2 separate regions of the Homo sapiens genome follow, and region 1 is linked to region 2. Evidence: chromatin loops called from intact Hi-C (ENCODE). Cell type or tissue: mammary epithelial cell. All regions are shown on one strand. Links, peaks and the distances in the headings refer to the core of each region. The heading gives the core; the rest is flanking DNA.

Region 1 (8,335 bases), core at 336-8,335, 500 kb before region 2:
AATACCTTTTTAATCATTACAGGTAGGGAGGAGAAGGGAACAGAAGCAACAAACATCTGTTCATATTTTGAGAGACTGGGGAGATACCAGTTACAACCAAAACCATCTTCGAGGCAAAAGGGGCTAGATAATGATGAGTCATGAAACACAATTTTATGATGAATTTATGGAAAGTTGTAGCCTTTAGTTATATTAGCAAAGAAGGTAAATATTTTCCATAAAGAGAAAAGTCAGCACCACTCTACTCTGGGCTGAGATATAATTACCTTCCAGCTTTTAAAAGGGAATTTTCTCCTTAGTGGGTGGCAGTCAGAGGAATCAAGAGGTTTTTATCTTTTGAGTTTTTAATTTCATATATACATATCTATATATATTTTAGAGAGTGGGTCTTGCTCTGTCACCCAGGCTGGAGTGCACTGGCATGATCTTAGCTCATTACATCCTCGACTTCCCAGGCTCAAGTGATCCCCTCACCTCAGCCTCCCAAGCGGCTGGGACTACAGGTGTGCACCACCACACCCAGCTAATTTTTTTTGTTGTTAATTTTTTTGTAGAGACAGAGTCTTTCTATGTTGCCCAGGCTAGTTTCGAACTCCTGGGCTCAAGTGATCCTCCTGCCTTGGCCTCCCAAAATGCTGGGATTACAGGTGTGAGCCACTGCACCTGGCCTTGAGGTTTTTAAAAGAGAACTCTGAAGACATTGGGTTTCCAGAATTAGAAAAATGTATAGTCATTTTAATGTGACATTTTCATTTAGTCTTTTTTTTATTTTTATTTATTTATTTTTTTGAGGAGTCTCGCCCTGTCACCCAGGTTGGAGTGCAGTGGCACAATCTCAGCTCACTGCAACCTCCACCCCCGGGGTTCAAGCAATTCTCCTGCCTCAGCCTCCCTAGTAGCTGGGATTACAAGCATGCAGTACCACGCACAGCTAATTTTTGTATTTTTAGTAGAAACGAGGTTTCGCCATGTTGGCCAGGCTGGTCTCAAACTCCTGACCTCAGGTGATCCACCCGCCTAGGCCTCCCAAAGTGCTGGGATTACAGGCATGAGCCACTGCACCCGGCTCATTTAGTCTTAAAACATTTCAAATATGTCAACTAAACCTACGGAGAAGATAAGCATATCTGAAGAAGACACTGTTATGATTAAGTTCAACTTAATTTTTTAATTAGACCATAAATAGATTTGTGGGGGGTACATCTGCAGCCCAAGGGCTTTTGGGGTTCTATAGCTACAACAATAGGCAAGGATGGATTTTTCATCTCCTTTCTATCAAGGTTTGAATGTTTCCTCTGAGTCTTTCCACCCAGAGAACCCTAGACTTCTTTCAGTTACCACTCCTTTCCTCACTATTGACCACTTCTGAGCCCCATATTTTGGGAGCTGAAAAGTAAGTAGTGCCTTGGAGAGGGAAGACAAAAAGGGAAAGGGAGCCCAGCAAAGGTTCATTCAAGGCTCACATGTGCATCCCCTACTGGTAGCTGCCTCTTGCCATCCCCACAGCATAAGCCCTCCCCTCCTCACCCCTGCCCAAGGCTGCAGAGCGCCATCACAGGGCCTCTGTTCCATGCCCGCTGAGTCTGCCAGCTCACACCTTCCATAATCTGCCTCACCCTGCACCTTCCCCAACCCGCCCAACTCTCAACCATCGATCTGTTCATTGCTTATTTTAAAAGCAGCCTTTTCAACCACATTTTTCATTCAGTCATTAGGACAACCATGCTAAAGCAACCCTACAGTAGACGCCCTTGGCTTTAAGCAGAACTGGTGCAGAATAAAAATGTCAGGCCTTTTTTTCAAAATTCATTAAGAATTTCAAGACAGCAGCAGCAGAGCATTAAACCAAACACAAGGCTCTTCTAGGCATGTGGCCCCGTGCACAGACTGCAGGCCCATGCAGCCAGCCTTGGCTGTAAGGGGCCCAAGTGAGTTGAAAGTTGGTCATCTACTAAATACACTGATATATTTAAAACTCAGTATCATATTATTGGAACACTAACAAAATTGCACTTCAATCAAACTGACTAGATTTTATCCAAAAATCTAGTGTAGTGACACAGGCACACATATTTTAATTTGGTGCTGGAATTCCACAACTGTGCGATAGATTCTCTAAGTGTTCAAGCACATCTGTACTCTTATTTAAAAGAAAATATAACTCCATAGGCATTTCTGATACTCAATCAACATTAAAAACCATTGGAAAATAGATGCCTGCATTCCACCTCTAAAGTGTCTGATACACTAATGAAAGAATAACAAGCTTCACAAAGCTATTGGGAAGGAAATGAGATTTATATGTGAAATTAGACTATGCACTATAAAGTAGTAAATAAATGTAAGCTATTGTTCTTATTTAAATTTAATGGTGATAAAGACAGAACGAGCCTTCAACTTAATCTTATAGGTAGTCAAGTATCATTATCCGTTGGATATGTTGAATATGTTACATGAATGGCAGAAGAAGGAGGGGAAGGAAGTGGTATCGATGAGAATAGTTTAGACCATGTAAGACGTTTAGAAGTACAAAAGTAAAAATTTCATGAGGACCTAGTGTGTTTGGACACTCCCCTGTGACCCCCTACCTCTACCCCACCCCAACATTTCATTGTCAGTGCTGGGTACATAGCAGGTGGCTCAGGAGAAATTTGCAAATGAAAGAAAAGAAAGGCCTGCTCTAGGCAAAGGTTTCAAACGTTTATGGTAGGCATGGACTTCTCCATCTATTATGTTTCATTTTCTGCAGTATAACCTGAGTTGTATTATACTATTATACTATTCTCTTGCTGTCTAGAGGCTCCAAAGCAGACTCATCAGAACCTCCCCAAGGCCTAATCTTTACCTGCTGGTTATTTCAGAACCCCTGCTCCTTATCAAAAGGAAAGGATCCTATGTCCTATTCCTGCAGGATTGTTCCATACTCCTTGAAGCACTCCAAAAGACAGACCAAGTAATGACTATATCGGGCACTGGCTGTGCCCGATATATGTGGCTGGCTGTTTTAAATTAACCCGTGTCACCTCCTGCCTGGTCTGTATAGGGTCAACACTAAGGGGGAATGTATGTGTCTCCTTGGAAAAGATAGCCCTAGAGGCCGCCTATGATTTTATGAAATCCAAGTTTTGTAAAGGCTTTGTGATAAAGCTAGCTACAGATAGTATGCTTTACTACAATATGGGCATTCTCTTAGGGTCTAGGATGCCTTTGTGACTAAATGAAAGAGCTGAATTCTGTAGTCAATAAGAGTCAACACCTTAGTAAGATACTTAATCCCTCAGAAAGGACTGATGCTGAAAGTCCCTCAGAGAAAAATAGAGAATTAAAGCATGAACCAAGATACCCGCCTTGTTTCACCCCTTTGTTTCACATGACTAGGATATGGGTGCTCATTGGAACCATCGGTTGGAAGAATAACAGGCTTATCTATTTCTTGATCATCTTTCTCAGTGTAGAGCCCAGGGGACTACAGATAACATGTCTGGTTAACAGTAGCCCCCTCTTAAAGAAAAAAGGAGAAAGTCATGTTTTCTCAGTTGAATTTGAAACCAAGATCACTTTATTCACTCAATTAAAACTGCTATTGTCTGTTCCTTGGATAGTTTCCCTCTGTATTCATAAGGTCCCTTAGTCCTAGATTTTCAAGGTAATGTTATTTGGTTCTCCTCTGTGAGCCAAATATACACAGATATCAAAGTGTTACTAATCCTTTAAGAAGCCAGGAGTTTAAGCTATTACTGAGCTTTGAAAGGTTCTCATAACGGAACTTTTGTTTCTGATCACTGATAATGTTTTTAATTTGGAGTTGGAGCAGTTCCCTCTGGTATTAGGTGCAGCTGGAGCAGACAGGGCATGCTATTGTTCTAAAGTAGATAGGTTCTGGGTAATGCCGTTTTTGGTTGTTTTTTTTGTTTTTGTTTTTCAAGACAGGGTCTCACTCTGTTGCCCAGGCTTACCGAAGCCTTGAAGACTTGAACCTCCTGGACTCAAGCTGTCCTACCACCCCAGACGTCCAAGTAGCTGAGATCACAGGCGTGTACCACCATGCTCGGCTATTTTTTTTTTTTTTTTTTTTTTTTTTTGTAGAGACGGGGGGATCTCCTTATGTTGTCTAGGCTGATCTTGAACTCCTGGGCTCAAGTGATCCTCCAACCTCAGACTCTTAAAGTGTTAGGATACAGGCATGAGCCACTGTGCCTGGCCTAAAATGCTATACTGTCAAGCAGAGTCCTAAATTTTAGCCAACCATTTATCACTTCCATGCTTTTTATCATATTTACCACCTGAAATTTTACTATTTTTCTTTAAATCCATTCAGTGCTATACTTGAACAAATTTATTTTACTGCTATAAATGGAAAACTACTTGTTTTAAACTATTCTTAATTGAAGGTAATAAAATACAATGAAAACCAGTTTAAAAATCCTAGCTAGGTAACATCTTATGGCAAAGCTTCTGACACCAAGGCCTGTCCCTCTTTGTTTGCAAGGGAAATTAACCAGGGTTGAGGACATACTAACTCGGTATTTCAGTTTTCCTTCCGAGAATATGAAGGGTTGAAAAGAGAATCCTTTTTCTCTCTTCAGTATTTAAATGCTTTTCATTCCAAGTAGTCAGCCTATCTTTGAAAAACTCAATCCCTTTATATTGTGTAAGGAATTAAGTATTTGACAGGACTTGTGTGAAAACCCATTTCTTGAATGTAAGAACACCCCAAGGGAGATAGATGGCACTGTCCCTACACCCATGAAATATGTCATCTACTGAGGGTCAGAATAAACTGATTAAAAAGAAATAATAAATGTATTGAAGAGTCTGAGAAATATGCAAATGGTTAACACTAGAATATGAGCAGCAGAGGAAAAAAGATGGAGTTTTGTCTGTTTTGTTCACTGATAGATCTCTCACTAGCTGTTAGAAGAATGCTTGGCATATGGTAGGTATCTGTTGAGTCTAAGAACACAAACCACATTCCCCAGTCTCCTAGTGGTGATATAACACTAAAGATCAGGAGTGGGAAATAGGTTGGCACAATCTGGAGAAATTAAGAGAAGCAAGATTTGGAGAGAATCTTGGAGAAAGTTACAGACACACACAATGGCTTAGAACAGAAAGTACACAATACATACGAAAACAGGTTAAGTCTCACCAAGGTCGTGACCTTATAGCAGCCTTAAAAATGCAAAATACCCTCCAGTTTGAATGAATGCTCCCCTTTCCTCAGACCTAAAGCCCCATTCCCTTATTCACAAGCATCACAAATTTAAATATCACATACACCTTACAAAATGAGCTGATGTTTCTGCAAGACAAACTTCTATTTCCATAAATGTGGGTTACTTTGAGAAACTCAGTTTCATGTAGGTATGTTAGTTTGAGGATTTTTCTGTGTCATTTCAACTACTGAAGTCTCCTAAAGACTTCAACTATTAAAGTTAAGCAGTTGTGCCATTTTTCATAGTTCCCTTGCTATTTTTTTGTTAAGTGGAGTCATTGTTCCTCTGGTACTAATTTCGCATCACACAATTTGTTGCTCTAGAAATAGCAAAACGAGAAATAGATTACTGTGATTATAAATATGAAGCAGTAGGTGGAAACTGAAGCTGTTTCTGGCATTTCTCACCAAAACGGCCATGGCCTCCAGATCTGTCTCTCTGTAAGAGGGCAGCACCCCTGAAGACACAGTGCCACGTCAAGGATGTGTGTGAGCTCCTCTGCCTGCACAGGCTTTGCGAAAGGTTTCCGTTTCAGAAATACAATGCCCTGATTTTAGTGTGGGCATTTCCCATGTTAGTTAAGTGATACTAAATCTTTAATAATTATAGCTGGAAAATGTTTTTTGGAAAGCTTTTTTATCTTCTTTCACACTAAGGCTAATTTTTAAATACAGCTAAATAAGGACTTAGGCCAATCCCTGAACCAAAAAGCAAGGTATGAACCTTAATTTACTGAACCACAAACCTAACCTCATTTTTTAAAAACTGAAGTGCTAACAACTTTTTTTTTTAACACATATGTCTAGTGAAGCAATAGCAGGAACCAACACTTCATGTTTTCTAAACTGAGTGAAGTAGCAGTAGCACTGCAAGATGATTTTTTTAAATGGAACTTCAAACTGGAGCTTCATCGATTCTCTGCCTCTGATTGATTGATTAACTTTTAGTGTCTTTGGGAAGGGGTATGCCAGTGTCTGAAGTCCTGACCAACCTCTTGGACTCTGTTAAGTGGAAAAGACCAAAATTTGTCTGAACTAAGAAATTATGTGTTTCTCCGTTTCAGGTTCAATACTTCTTCAAGATCTTGGATAATTAGTGGTGTGGAAAGTAAAGAAGTCACAGGTTGGGACATTTAGACAAGAGTGAATCACACACGAGGAATGTGTTCATTCTTTTATTGTCCGTTGTTTTAACCTGACTGAATACAAGATCAACAAGAGCACTGTACTCCTGGCAATTATTACATATGTTAGAACATGGATTTTGCACTGTAGACAACATTTAACACCAGTCTATGGGGTACTGCATTGCTTTTTATAAAGTTCAAAATAAAGATTTATTTTCAAACAAGTGACTTTGGTTTATTTCATACATTACACTTTTTCTTGCAGAAAAAAATAAAATTGTACAACTGCATAAATATAAAATTCTTCCACCATGAAAATGGTTAAAACATTCATAAAGACACAGCACCAGCATGTGATGCCTCCAGAAAGGAAAAAAGGAAAGTAAAAGAAAATGTATAAAGCAAATTAATTAGCCCTGTCACTAGCCAAAGTGATGGGCAGATCCAGATCTCAGACACAGCTTTAGAACATACCGGAGGACAAGGCAAGAGATGTCAAGACAGCATTCAATACAAGCATAACACAACCCATCACCTTTTTGTGTTTTTCTGTAGTGTCACTTAAAATTTAAAGGGCAGTTCCCCCATGACAAACCCCCACCCCAGCCCCCAGGAAAAAAATAAAAATAAAGACCTAACACCACAGGAAAAGACTATGGAGTATGTTAAAAATGCTCATCGATGGGCCATTACCTTTGAAAGAGCCAAAAAACAAAAAAAAAAAAAAAAAAAAAATTACCATGCCAGTTTTATTCCCGTTGAATATTTACACCTTGGACAGCAAACCTTGCTCACATAAAGTAGAAAACAGATACAATAAAACATGGCTTGAAAAATGACCAGAGTATGCACCTGTAGTACTGTACACTAAATAAAATACACAAGGCAGCAATACTTAGGGGCCAGAAACACTGCTTACTACAAGTCAGTTACGGAATCATAATTTACAGTAAAAATGGGCACGTCCCAAGGCTCAATTTTTCTTTTTCTTTTGTCATTTACAGTAGAATAAATATTTTGTTGCTATTGCTACACTTTAATTTACATTCTAACCTATTAAATGCAGAAAGCTAGTGTAAAGCATATAGATTAAGTGTAGGTCCCATACGTATGACAGTTTGTTCAAGACTAGTAGGTTTTTGTTTTTGTATCTTTTTTTAACTTATTAAATGGCTAGTGGGAAAGATTTGTGCTTGTGATCAGCTCTTAACTTCAATTTTTACATCAAAACGTCCCTGAAAACGGTCTTTCTCACTGTACCCAATGTTCTCACCGTACGCCTTACACTCTATGCGAATTTCAGTGTCCATGGTAAGATTGGTGAACTGTACGGCCAGCAGGGGCTGCAGGTATTTGGGCTGCAGGAGTTTGCCATAGTACGGATAATACTGCAGAGGAAAACCAGGGGAGTTGCCCAGTCCAAAATACTCCACATTTCCAACTTTATCCTTATCTTCATCTCGCTGAAATCCAGAATGAAATGAAATTTTAATGGCTCACATCATGCATCACTATGTGTACTCAAAAACAAGACTCAATCTACACAGTAGTTTGCAAACTACTGAGAGAGGAAAGAACATCTACTCAGTCTATTCCATTGCAGCCTTGAGAAATGGTCATAAGAAGAGACTATTCTCAATGTGCAAATGGATGGGGAAGCTGAGTCAAATGCCAAATAAGCATTCTTCAAGCCTCCTAGAAACAAGGCCAACATTGAAAGGCAGAAACACCTTGCTGTTGGCCCAGTAAATAATCTGTCTAGTGATATTATCTCCAAAGTTTACTACTTGCCTCTCATTTTCTTGTTGAGAAATCAATCTCCACTTCCTTGCTTGGTGCTAGCACTGTCTGGGAACTCCCTTTCTTTGTTCTGCCTTTCTCTCTAAACGGTCCATTAGTTTTTGGATCCAAAGGAAACATGCACTAATTGTTACCTTAGTCTTTCAATTTTTTTTTTTTTTTTTTTTTTTTTTTTGAGATAGTCTTGCTCTGT
Region 2 (8,339 bases), core at 249-8,248:
CAATCCTTGGACAGCCTTCTTCACTTGCCTGGGCTTCAGGGAGGGAAGTCTTTCCCATGGGCAGGAAGGACAGGGTTTCTCTTAATTCCTTCTGCATCCTAAGGTGACCTCCACTTCTCTGGGCCTATTATATTGGCAAAGGAGGGAACAGGGATTGGTAGGAGAGCCTCTCTAATAAGCCCATTTAGGAAGGGATCTGATAGGTCTTTTAACTTAGAATGCTGGACACTTACAGCCTTTTGTCTTCATCTTTGGGCTTTACCTCCCCTTTAGGAACTACAGGAAAAGCTGACTCAATGTCTAGTGACATATTCTGTAAAGGAATAGTAGACAACGCATGTGGCTCTGAATGAAACAGGTCTGAATGAAACAGCTTATGTCAATTTCAAAGTTTTTATGTCCAGCCTTTCTTCATTCCCATCTGAATCAAGTATAAAATAAACTCCTTTTTTTTCATAATTAATCCTTCCTGCCAACCTGACTCCTTCACCTAGGAAATGAATCTCCTTTCTCAGGATTCTTTACCTCACACTAAAGATACACCTAAATGTTCTCTGTGGCCATAAATGCTCATTAAAACTTTTCTGCTAAACTAGTTAAGTAAACTTTCTTTATCTTGCCTTCCTTTTACCCCAAATTCTCAAGTCCATCACTAACTTTCTTCACTTCTGCCTTCCTTTTACCCCAAATTCTCAACTCCATCACTAACTTTCTTCACTTCCAATTCTACTCACCACCCAATTCTTTTCAATTTCACCTTAGATTTTGTTACTATTCTGAAACTTTTCTCTCAAAGATTCTATGGCATAACTACAAAAGTCATTTTTTCCTCATTCTGTAGGAAATTACTGAGAAAAATTGGCATAAATATAAAGGCTAGACAAGTAAAAGGTGGGATTGAGGTTGGGGATATGTAAACAAATATTCTGATGGAAGTAAAGACGGGAATGAGAGCGAACACAGGTCGGGAAGAAACCAGGAAGGTTCCAGAGAAGGTATCTGTATGGCCAGCTGGCCACAAACAATACTCATGGTCAGCAAGTATTTGTGTGTTGGGGCATCAAATTAGCTTATAGAACGAAGAGAAAAACATTTCTCTAAGCCCTCAAGTCCTGTGGTTTTTGTAACTTTGCCCCTGGAGCATATTTGTAAGAGCCAAAGCAAGATGAGAGCCCACTGCTCTGATGACTAGTAATTGTCCCACATATTTACACATATAAAGAAAAAATCATATATCCTTGAATTTTTCCTTCTTATAGCAGTGGTTGCAAGAACTCCTTGACCAGTGTTTCCCAAAATCTGTTCCTTGATATATCCCTATTCGGCAAGAGCCATGAGGATGAAGATTTATCTGCTGGAATCTCCAGTGTCTGGACCCGGCACAAAGTAAGTGCTCAGAAATACCTATTGTATGAATAAAGAAATGAATGAATGTTGCACATATAAATACATCTACCAACATTTCTTTGGTAAAGTTTGGAAAAAGCTTGGTTGAGCAAAATTCCTTTGCTGAAGGACTGCTTTGAACCTTTACATTATGATACAATAGAGGGCATTTCTCAAATGCTTTTATGCATGAGATCATGTTTCTCTACATAGCTTCTGAACATATACATTTGGAGAAAAATTCCCTAAATAATTGCTGGTAGTGCAGCGCTAGGGCCAATTCCTCCATCTCCAGTTTACCTGCCCTCTCCCTTCATGCAGTGCTCACTTGGATCTGCCAGCCTTTGTGATGTCCCGTTCTTCATATGTAAACAAAACACAACACACACTGTAAGAACAAGGGAGTTTAAATTAACTGCCTATTTAACTGAACCACATCTCTTGGTTTTCCTCCAAATATCTATGTAAAAATGCAGCCCACACAAGAGTACATGTAACGTTTAGAAAGGGATATGGTGTTTACATTATTAGCATTTGTAATAGGTATTTGTGAGTATTGAAAATTTTATATGGCTGTTGTGAGAACTAAATCAGATTATATATGTTCTAGTACATTATACACCCTCAAAAACCAGGTGTTAAAGCCAAGTAGATCTGCAGGGCACAATGTTGGAAATTATGAATAGCATGAAAGAGAAGGGTTCTAAAAATATGCTGAATTATGGAAAATTATATATCAGTATTTGACAAGACTAGATTCAGCTGATATGACAAATTATGCCTAGATAAAGGTCAATGGAACATCATTACATCCTTATTTGGTCAAATGTCAATGAGATAGGGCACTCAATTTGCCTTTGTCAAAAGTTAAAGATGGACCACTTGATTTATCTTAAATGTTGGTTAGGAAGGCCAAAATAAAGATAGCGGTAATGACAACTTTCTGTGTAAAAATTTTTTCTATCATAAATAGTTGTGCCTTTGACTTTTCTTTAGTCACTTACATTAGTCAAAGGATCTAGGCATTAGAGACAAATGTGACACTTCCTTCAAGACCTACTAAACTTGTCTCATTTACTCAACAAATATTTAATTTATTCTACAAATATTTATTTTGAGCATTTACTAGACAAGACAATATGCTAGTTTTTCTGGAGGTACAAAGAAGAGTCAGACATGAGTTATTAAAGCCTTCAAGGTTCTTATAAACTAAGAGAATAGCAAAAGCAGGCATAGATTGACAAGATTACAAAGAAATTTATATGTGCCATAACTAACGTGCTGATAAAAAGTTATACAAACTCCTAGTGGAACACATTTTATTGTATTATAACTCTTAATTTACAATTCTGTCTCCCTTTGAAGATGGATTTTATCTTTTATATATCTGCAGACAGACATCATACGCTTTCAACAAATGTTTAATAAAAGAGTGAATGGTTGAACGAATGAAACTAAAGACTCTGAGATTTAGTTTTCAAAATAGTGCTACTATAGAATCATCTTTCATTTGCATATTTTTTAGGAAATAATTATTTTCTTGAAGCAAAGGACCATGTCATGTCTCATTGTAAATTCTATATAGAACCTGGTTGGCACAGTTAATGCAAAATAAATATTTTCTGAATAAAATGACTTAATTAATCAGAAAAGACACTAACAATGCATAACAGATAAACAATTCCAATGTTTTTGTTTAAACTCACAGACTTCTATGCAAAAAAGAATGCATTTTCATGTATATAAATTTACCTCAATAAACTTAAAAAATAGCTAATACTGTACTGCATACTTGAAATTTGCTAAGAGATACATTGTAAATACTCTAGGAAGGAAGGAAGGAAGGGAGGAAGGGAAAGAAAGAAAAAGAGAGAGAAGGAAGGAAGGAAGGGTGGGTGGGAGGGAGGAAGGGAAAGAAAGAAAGAGAGAGAAAAAGAAAGAAGGAAGGAAGGAAAGAAAGAGAGAAAGAAAGAAAGATAGAAAGAAAGAAAAAAGAAAGAAAGAAAAAAAGAAAGAAAGGAAGGAAGGAAGGAAGGAAGAAAGAAAGAAAGAAAGAGAAAGAAAGAAAGAAAGAAAGAAAGAGAAAAAGAAAAGAAAGAAACTATTTGGGTGATGGATATGTTAATTAGCTTAGCTTGAATGTGGTGATCATTTCACAATGTGTACATTTATCAAAACTTCAAGTTATATACCTTAAGTATATACAGTTTTATGTTAATTATGCCTCAGTGAAGCTGGGGCAAAAAGAAAGTTCATTACGCCACAAAGCAAGAACTCTCGAGATAGGGTGACTGCAGAGTCAGCTGATTTAACAGCATTAGAATCCAATTTCTTTCTCTCTCTATGTGTCCTGACATTTTGGATGGGTCATTTTGCCCTCAGATTCGTTTTTCTCCTGGTTTCAAGATTCTACAGTAATTCCAGACGTGACATCATCCAGACAAGAAAATGTTTAGAGGAAGAAGAAACCATTTTCTGTCTGTATCTTTGTTAAAGCAAGTTAACTTTTCCTAGCTGCCCCCAACAGACTTTTCTTCATGGTTCAGTGGCCAGAATTATCATTTGCCCTGAACCAAAGACACCTAAAGTGCGTAGAACCACTTTGATTGGCTTGGAACATCATTGTCAACTCCCTCAACCTCCATCCCTGGGCTGGCCCGGGGACCAGCCTTCCCTAGACACATGGCTCTCCGGACGTGGTTGTTTATACTAACAAAACCAAGTCTGTGAGGAAGTAAGAGCGGAAGAAAAGAATGTTAAAGAGGCACCCAACAGTAATGCTACATGGAATGGATTTTCTAAATACTAAAAAATTAAAAGTGCATTTATGATGAGAATAGAACCTTAGGTTCCAGGACAAATTCTCAAGAGAACTTGGATCCAAGTAAAGTAATTTTTGACACTTCCTCATCACCTCCCTCACAGATGACCCTCTCCTCCCTCACAAATACCAATCCCCCTCCCAATGTTTCACCTTCAAGCTAACCTCTAGTTGCCCGGGATTCCCAAGATGTCTCATTTAGACCTCTACTCCTGCAGCCAGACCTCACTCACATCTTCCAGCCATTACTTCTCCTCCTATCAAAAATTACCTAGAATCCCACTTATTTTTTAGAACACTATTCTCAGCACTCCAATAGCTTACCTCTTTTTATTTTCTCATTTTCTTTTAAATTGTTTGCAGGAAACCTGGTCATACTATGTGAACAAAGACATGTACATTTTGACAAGTTCCTATGGAGTAAAACTAGCCTCAATTCAGAAATACACTTTATCTCTGAGAATGGGTGTCTATGATCCTCAGACAGGTTGAAGGGGAAATATGAGGGAAGGGAAATTTTCCTAGAGGCCCTCACACAATCATCTCTTCCATCATGGTCTTTCTCTTTCCTGTGCTCTGAATAGTCTGTTCTTCTTGTATCGAGGGCAGATGACGTATTTATAACATTTCTGGCAGCTGGAAAGCTACGGAGGGAGGGTAAAGAAAGAGGAGTTGTGAGACGCAAAAGATATCATTGCCTTAAATGCTACAGCTAAAGCTGTTGAATGGCTTAGCTCCCCCTACAGGATGCCATGTAACATAGCAGCACACACTTAGAAGGTACCATTTTGTTAATCTCCTGGCCCTTCAGTTTCATCCTGTCTTGCTCTATCATAGGAGACTGCACAGTCATGGCCGACATCTTCAGCCTTCCTACACCAGAAACTTCTTCCTAGCCTTCCTAAACTTCTGCAAATAGACTCAAATATCAGGAAATCAAATGTTTTTCAAAATTAAGGAGATGAACTTCAAACATCCGGTAGTGGGAAGTTGAACTGAGAAACTGCTAATGTCTTCTTCCAATTCTAAAGTACTGTCAAAGTCAAATAAAGCATAGAGATGAATCTCTGAAATTAAGCCATTTCGTGGGGAGGAAACAATGGTAATTCAGGCCATACATGCAGACTGTCTTTAGCATGTCCCAAAAACAAAGAGGTTAGGGGTTTTATTTTTTAAAAAAGGAAACGTTACATATTGTCCTTCGCAAAAGCTCACTGGCACTAGTAAGGTCTGGGAGAGTTGGCAGGATTTGGTTGGTGACTGAAGGCAGTAGGTAAAACACAAGGGGTTGTTTCAGCAGCTCTTAGATAAATCAGGTTTCAGCAGGAAATTTCAGCAACTAGGCTTGCAGAGAATTACATTCTTAGATCAATGTCATGTGCTTGGAATGTTTTCTCCCCCTGGCTTCTCCACCCTGTTTTAGTAGGGTATAACAAGAATGCCCCAATTCATATGATTAGCTTTCACAATCATTGTCCTTCTTGCCACAGTACAAGCTGTTCACATAGTAGGCTCTGGCCTCAGCTCGTGTATGACCTATAAATAGCACCTGTGTCACCAGAGGGAAAAACTGCTGAATCAGGGACATGGGTTAGAAGGAGTGTAAATCATCTTTTGTCTGAAATACTCCTAATTGATTTTTAAAGAAAAAGTCTCAACAAGGGTGTGTGTGTGTTTATGTGTGTGTGTGTGTATCTGTGCATGTCACACACAGCTTATCAGAAAGAAATCAAGAGCAGGAGTGAATGAGCAAGACAGAAGACAATGCTCATCTTCAGCCTTCCTACACCAGAAACTTCTTCCTAGCCTTCCTATGTTGTACTATATTGCACTTAGAGAAGTGCAGTTAGAGAAGACACGAGCAAAAAAGAGCAGAATTTCTTATTCCAGAAACCTCTATCATCACAATCAGACAAACTCTTCATAATTGGGCACCCCACAGAATTACACCATAGTGCCATCTAGCTCTCACTACCAAAGCTTGACATCCTATTCCCAGCTAGGTTAAGAGGTTTAGGGTTAGTCACTGACCAGCAAAACTAAACTGATTGCCATTATTTGATAATGAAAATAAGCAAAATCCCCCAAAGAGGTTTATGTTTGGTAATAATTTATATTCAACTTATCTTATCAACATTCCAAACCAGTTTCTCAATATGAATATTAAGACTTAGATCTTTCTTGTTGAATATAGATTCAATGTTGCTCTGGGTTTTTATTAAACAAATTTCCACAAAGGTTGCACTGATTACTTCCTATCTTCTTTGGAAAGCTGTCAGCTGACAATGCTACCGGCTATAGATCTGATGTCAACAAATCACTGGTCTTGCAAATTTCCAGAGCATTTGCAAAAATCCCTAAAAAGAACAAATGGGAAAATTTCATTTTAATTCACTTATGCTGAATAGCAGGGTTGTTCATGTAGTATTTGTAGAGAGAAGGAGTGCTGGAGTCATGTAAAATAAAATAATAAACAAGTGTCACGCCTGCAGAAGATCAAAGATTCTTATTGTAGGTATGATCTAGAAGAAAGTCTAAGAACTGTATTTTGTGGTGCTTCTGAGTTGTAAATTCTTTACTAAAGTATTCAATTATGGGAAATCGTGCCTGCTTCCCACTGCTGGTGCTGGCTGGGATGGAAATACTAAATGCCAAGAAGGAAAGTACATAATGGTTTTACTCTTTCTTCTAATAAACAGTATCATGGTGGAAAGAACTTGGCCTTTGGCCTTAGAGACTTGAATTCAAACATTGAAACAAAGCACTTTCTAAGTATTTGGGATAATTAACGTCCTTGAGCCTATCAGCATTATTGCAAAAAATAGTGGAGATAATATCTGTAAAATATCAAATATTGTATCTTTTTTATAAATAGTCTTTATTTTGTGTAAATACTATTAAAACATCAAAGAGGAATATAATCATGTGCTGTCATCTTTACAGATGTCATTAGACAGTACATATTTGGATCTCTGGTAATCTTGTTATGATGTGAGTCAGTGATTTATGAGGGGCAAAATTTTCCTATCGCATTACCTATTCTCTGCATCATCTGGCTTACAAAAATAGGAGCAGTGCATCTTTGAGCAGAAATAGATGCCTGAAATAGCTGTTAAACTGTTTGAGAGTCAGTACGAGGTAAATTAACCCAAAATAGAGCTATAGCAGAAAAGAGCCAAAAAGTGTGACTGTATTTAGCTATGGCGATGATGCTCATGTGTGGGATTTCTTCTGGCTCCAGGGGAGGGAATTTGGTAGGGAATAAGCAACATCTCTACTGTATCAAGAAGACTGAGTTTCCCCACACAGCCCTTCCATTTACTAGCTGTATGGATAGAAACAAATCTACATTTTCAGAGGCTAATTCCCTTACTTGCAAAATGAGAATTATATCTTTACTACCTCGCAAGGATTGTTGTAAAACCAAAAGAGATAAAGTATCTGAAAGTCTTTTGCAAACCATAAAGTGATAGGCAAATATCCTCCATCTGTTCACTTCTTTCCATCTCTACTGATATCACACTGATACAAGGCCCCAATAGCTCTCATCTCAGCCATGTAACAGTGTCAATCCTCCTTATCGAACCCCCTCTTTACACTTGGCCCTCACTGGGAACCATTCTCCAAATGACAGCCAAGATGACCATTTTAAAACATAAATCAAGAGACAGCCAAACACCATGTACCTCTTTCTAGAGGTATTCAACCACTTTATAAAACATTCTTGACAAATGAAACAAACCTGAACACGATCAGCCCTGTCCACTTCCCCATCGTAACTGGTTCCTCACTCCTTCACTGACTGGGCTCCAGCCTCCTTGGCCTAACCCAAGGTCACTGAGATTTTTTTCTAATTTTTCTTCTAAAAGTTTTGCAATTTTCACTCTTATGTTTATGTTTATGATGATCCATATCAAGTTAATTTTTATGCAAGATATGAGGTAAGATTTGAGGTCTTTTCTGCACATGGATATCAATTGTTTTCACACCATTTGTTATAAAGATTATCCTTTCTCCATTGAATTGCTTTGGCACTTTTATCAAGAATTAATTGATGAACAATCATCAACTTTTTTTATAACATTATTATTGCTCAGAATTTAATTTACTTTATGTCTCATGTTTAAAATAA

What was found. Peaks named below come from ENCODE experiments on the same cell type or tissue, not always from the same donor. Only the 100,000 strongest peaks of a DNase experiment are listed, where the experiment ranks them.
Region 1: a loop joins it to region 2, with 5 times the contacts of the local background. A loop is called at or near these places in 11 of 110 quality-filtered maps.

The regions. Positions count from the first base shown.
Region 1 is chr1:169,130,762-169,139,096 of GRCh38, reverse strand. ATP1B1 (ATPase Na+/K+ transporting subunit beta 1) reads right to left here. Exons shown (of 6, transcript NM_001677.4): 6 at 6,378-7,805. The coding sequence ends at 7,542. NME7 (NME/NM23 family member 7) reads left to right here. Exons shown (of 12, transcript NM_013330.5): 12 at 6,280-6,566. The coding sequence ends at 6,312. Among named protein-coding and RNA genes, the nearest start is that of ATP1B1, 28 kb to the right of the region's middle. In mammary epithelial cell, for the core only: a CTCF peak has its summit at 4,724; no DNase peak of the experiment used is centred there.
Region 2 is chr1:168,634,196-168,642,534 of GRCh38, reverse strand. LOC105371604 (a long non-coding RNA gene) reads left to right here. Exons shown (of 3, transcript XR_922259.3): 2 at 1,260-1,386; 3 at 3,769-4,411. Among named protein-coding and RNA genes, the nearest start is that of XCL1, 62 kb to the right of the region's middle. In mammary epithelial cell, for the core only: CTCF peaks have their summits at 4,955 (motif pointing left) and 6,165; DNase peaks (open chromatin) are centred at 5,624 and 6,144; H3K27ac peaks cover 2,039 bases.